2 separate regions of the Homo sapiens genome follow, and region 1 is linked to region 2. A link is an interaction called in ENCODE POLR2A ChIA-PET data of the cell type or tissue named here. Cell type or tissue: endothelial cell of umbilical vein. All regions are shown on one strand.

The links. Peaks named below come from ENCODE experiments on the same cell type or tissue, not always from the same donor. Only the 100,000 strongest peaks of a DNase experiment are listed, where the experiment ranks them.
Region 1: POLR2A ChIA-PET joins it to region 2 with 7 read pairs; 2 of 35 experiments call an interaction of 5 or more read pairs at or near these places.

What each region holds. Positions count from the first base shown.
Region 1 is chr11:17,285,845-17,288,344 of GRCh38, forward strand. All of the region lies in intron 2 of NUCB2 (nucleobindin 2), which reads left to right. Among named protein-coding and RNA genes, the nearest start is that of NUCB2, 10 kb to the left of the region's middle. In endothelial cell of umbilical vein, no CTCF peak of the experiment used is centred here; no DNase peak of the experiment used is centred here.
Region 2 is chr11:17,156,560-17,159,059 of GRCh38, forward strand. The region is part of intron 2 of PIK3C2A (phosphatidylinositol-4-phosphate 3-kinase catalytic subunit type 2 alpha); the gene reads right to left. Among named protein-coding and RNA genes, the nearest start is that of PIK3C2A, 50 kb to the right of the region's middle. In endothelial cell of umbilical vein, no CTCF peak of the experiment used is centred here; a DNase peak (open chromatin) is centred at 1,362; H3K27ac peaks cover 471 bases.

The sequences.
Region 1 (2,500 bases), 130 kb after region 2:
CTATGGTAATTTTTTTTAACCACTTCCAGGATATCTTGCCCAACAATCAAAACAGGAAACCATCACACATACATGCGCGCACGTGTGCGTACACACACACACACACACACACACACACACACAAAGCAAACTTAATCTGTATAACTATGGGTATAAATCAGTAGCTAAGAAATCTGCCTCTGTGTATGAATGGAAATTTTATTTTTTGAGACATGTTCTCACTCTGTCACCCTGGCTAGAGTGCTGTGGCGTGACCATGGCTCACTGCAGCCTCAACCTGCTGGGCTCAGGTGATCTTCCCACCTCATCCCCCACCAAGTAGCTGGGACTACAGGCATGTGCCACCATGCCCAACTAATTTTTGTATTTTTTGTAGAGACAGAGGTTTCACCATATTGCTCAGGCTGGTCTTGAACTCCTGGGCTCAAGGAATCCACCCTCCTTGTCCTCACAAAGTGCTGGGATTATAGGCAGGAACCTCCGTGCCCAGCAGAATAGAAATTTTGACTTGGTTGAGACAGGGGAAGAGAGATTAGCTTTCTTTTAGGACTTTAAAATTTAAGGAAATTATATCTACTGAATACTAAGAGAAGCTTAAGAACTCTGCTTACTTTGTAATTTTACCAGAGGCTCTGATGCCTTTGGGGTCAGTGCCTCCCATTCTGTCTTGAGATGACTACATAATTTAGAATTTCACACCATCCTACTTTAGAGAGTAAATTATCAGCCTGTCCTGGTTTGGATGAGTCTACTGTTTCAGCCTGGTTCAGCCCAGTGTCTCCTCTTTAGGTCCGTATCTCTCTTATGAAAGAAGAGGGTGATAAAGGAAAGGAGAAGGCCATTCTTACTGACCTGATAGTGGAAGAAAAGTAGGTTAGTTCTCCTTCTTCCTATTGCCTGTCCTTATCACTCATCTCTTTCTTCTATATGGATATTTGTATATTTTCTCATTCATGAAAATCTGTAAACCTAGTAAATTTGCTGTTATTCCTTTAATGCAGACACATTTGACATCTTGGCATTTAAAGAGACTTTTGTGTCATTATTTTTCTGCCTAATGTGCTGGAATACTTACCATTTTTTTTTTAAATACAGTTGATGTTTATGGAGGCCTTATTAAGAATTAGAGTCAGTGTTTAAATTAATTGTCCTAGTTATGTCTAGAATAAGCACTAACAGATTAGAAACTAGTAGAAAACATTCTCCATCAATCAAAAATAAATTTAAAAGGCAAGAAAGGAGAGGAAATAAATGTTAAAGAGGTAGGATAAATAGAAAGCCCTACCAGCCTGAGCAACATAATGAAACCACAACTCTACCAAAAAAAAATATATATATATATCACCACGCATGGTGGCTTGCTTGTGGTCCCAGCTACTTGAGAAGCTGAGGCAAGAGGATCTCTTGAGCCCAGGAAATCAAATTTGCAGTGAGCTGTGAGCTCACCACTGCACTTCAGCCTGGGTGGCAGAATGAGAACCTGTCTCAAAAAACAAAAAAGCCCTATAGAAGGTGGTAGATTTAAAAATCAAGATATGGTATTAAGGCCGGGCGTGGTGGCTCACACCTGTAATCTCGGCACTTTGGGAGGCTGAGGTGGGCAGATTGGTTGAGGTTAGGAATTTGAGACCAGCCTGGCCAACATGACAAAACCCTGTCTCTACTAAAAATACAAAAAATTAGCAGGGCATGGTGGCGCACACTTGTAGTCCTAGCTACTCAGGAGGCTGAGGCAGGAGAATCGCTTGAACCTGGGAAGTGAAGGCTGCAGTGAGCCAAGATTGCACCACTGCATTCTAGCCTGGGCAACAGAGCAAAACTCCACCTCAAAAAAAAAAAAAAAAAAAAGATACGTTATTAAATCAACTTTAAGGGCTAGATGTGGTGGCTCACTCCTGTAATCCCAGCACTTTGGGAGGCCAAGTTGCATGGATCACTTGAGGTCAGGAGTTTGAGACCACCTTGGCCAACATGGTGAAACCCAATCTCTACTAAAAATACAAAAATTAGCCGGGTGTGGTGGTACCCACCTGTAATCCCAGCTACTTGGGAGGCTGAGGCAGGAATCGCTTGAACCCAGGAGGTGGAGGTTGCAGTGATCCGAGATCGCGGCACTGCACTCCAGCACGGGCAGTAGAGTGAGACTCTGTCTCAAAAAACAAAAAACAAAAATGGCTTGAAGAAATCACCATTCCTCTCCCCGGTAGAGAGAACAGTGTTGTATGGGAAAACACAAAAGGTAACAATTCAAGAAAGTGTTTAAAAATACTTGGACTACAAAGGTGAAGAAGTCCTTAGAATACCTTTATCAATTTATTTCGTTTAATTTCTTTATGTGTGCATAAAAATGATGTGAGAAAAATCTATGATATGCCTAAAAATACTTTCAGCAAACATAAGATAGAATTGTAAGTGAAAAAGCACGGTGGTGTAATTTAATTGGCAGCATTTTTTTCTATATAGTATACAATGGTGTGTCTTAATATCGATGGAATCTTTT
Region 2 (2,500 bases):
TTTTGTAGAGTCGGGGTTTTACCATGTTGCCCAGGATGATCTCAATCTCCTGGGCTCAAGCAATCTGCCTGCCTCAGCACACAAGATGATTCTGTGTGAGAAAATTAAACTGAAAATTTAGGTCAACAATTCCTTTATGAGTTTCCTTCCTTTAAAACATGTCAGAGCCCTTTCTGCTAGAATGTGATATACACATTTGGAGAAAAAAATAAATACTTCGAGTGCTACAAAACCACAATTAAAAGTAACAAGTCTCCTGGGGAAAAGAGAGTTAAGGTAGACTACTGAATATCAATGTAGCCAGGTGTGGCATTGCACACTTGTAGTCCCAGGTACCCAGGAGGCTAAATTAAGAGGGTCACTTGAGCCCAGAAGTTCGAGGCCAGCCCAAGCAACACAGTGAAGCCCCATCTCTAAAAATAAAAATAATTTTTTATATCAATATAACTCTGTAATCAAAGCCCTAACTAAAACGATAATAGGACCTTATAAAAATACTAGCACAGTTAAATGTCTGCTCCCATTTGCACCTAGCATTTCATCCTTTGAAGCCTAAAACCCTGGGGCTCTTGTTTCCTCATTTGAGATATGAATTCTTCAGGACATATGCTTCTAGTCAACACCAATTGCAATGAAGTTAAAAGTACAGTACCACTGTGGGAGGCCAAGGCAGGCGGATCACCTGAGGTCAGGAGTTCAAGACCAGCCTGGCCAACATGGTGAAACCTTGTCTCTACTAAAAATACAAAAATTAGCCAGGCGTGGTGGCAAGTGCTTGTAATTCAAGCTACTCAGGAGGCTGAGGCGGGAAAATTGCTTGAACCTGGGAGGCAGAGGTTGCAGTGAGCTGAGATCGTGCCACTGCACTCCAGCCTGGGCAACAAAGTGAGACTCTGTCTCAAAAAAAAAAAAAAAAAAAAAATTCAAAGAGAAATGTTTTTGCAGCCTCTTGGTCTGCAAACATCGTTATAGCTGACAGATTAATACTGTGGAATGTGAAACTGTTCTTGAAGCCACTCATTTTCATTAATAAGAGGACACTTCTGCAGGATTCTCAGTGTTTTCCTAATATCTTCATATAGTGCTAAAGCTTTCCCTTAGGTTGTGAGAAGTTTGTTTCTGATTATTTCAAAAAGTTAATATGCCGGGAAAGATTACGTCTGAACTAATGCTACTTCCCCATTGTATTGACCTCAGTCTCATAGTTACCAATCACATATCAATCAATTTGTATTACAGAAGCAACCACTATGACAAATAGACTATATTACTCTAAAGAATGGGATTTTATATTTCCTAGCAAATCCTCTGGTTTCACACTCCAAATCTGCCACAATCTAATCCAATCTTATTTCCCAGAATCTCCCTAAAGATTTCTATGTTCCAGTTAGCTTGAATCATATCCTGTTCCTATAAAACACAAATCAAGCTATCCTGCCTCTGGACTTTTCCCTTCACCTTCCTCTTAAACTTCCTTCACCACATGTGTCAAAAATCTATTAATTTTTGGCTGGGCACGGTGGCTCATGCCTGTAATCCCAGCACTTTGGGACGCCGAGGCAGGCAAATCACCTGAGGTCGGGAGTTCAAGACCAGCCTGACCAACTGGAGAAACCCCATCTCTACTAAAAATACAAAATTAGCCGGGCGTGGTGGTGCATGCCTGTAATCCCAGCTACTCGGGAGGCTGAGGCAGGAGAATCACTTGAACCCGGGAGGCGGAGGTTGCAGTGAGCCGAGATCGTGCCATTGTACTCCAGCCTGGGCAATAAGAGCAAAACTCCGTCTCAAAAAAAAATAATAATAATAATAAATATATATATATATAATTATATATCTACAGGCATTCATTTATATACTTATTTATCAAAAAAGCTCTAATAGGTGGGAACTATTATTACTCCCATTTTATGGAAAAAATGAGGCACAGATGAGTTAATTAACTCACAAGGTCATACAGCTAATATAGGCAGAGTGTGAATTTCAACCCAGGCAGTCTGGCTTCAATGTCACATGCTTAATCACCATGCTAATCTGTCTCTCAAAAGAATATCCTTAAAAATCCTTAAAAACACAATGTGAAAAACAACGTTGTGACCTTTGTGGGAGCAGTGCTGGGAAAACCTAAAGCTTTGCTTGACCCAAGAATCATCTTTCCCTGAAGAACTGTTCTTCATGTTTTACTTATTTTAAAAACAGATTCTGAATCTCCTTAGGTGGCATTTTAGGATTTAAAAAAAATAATAATAGTTGTATTTTTTGCTGTGTCTCTCGTGAATTAGGTCTTTCCTTTTATTCAAGTTACGAGTTTGAATTAACAAAAACTGAATATAATAATTATCTAGTCACACATCAAGGTAATAATAGAATCTGGAAAGTTAACTCAAATGTTAAAGTCTGTAAAGGGTAAAAAATAGCTAGGCTGCCAATATTTCACCTCAAACATTAACAGTTTTGGGTTTTTCCCTCTGCTCTTTCTGGAATAAAAAATACATATATT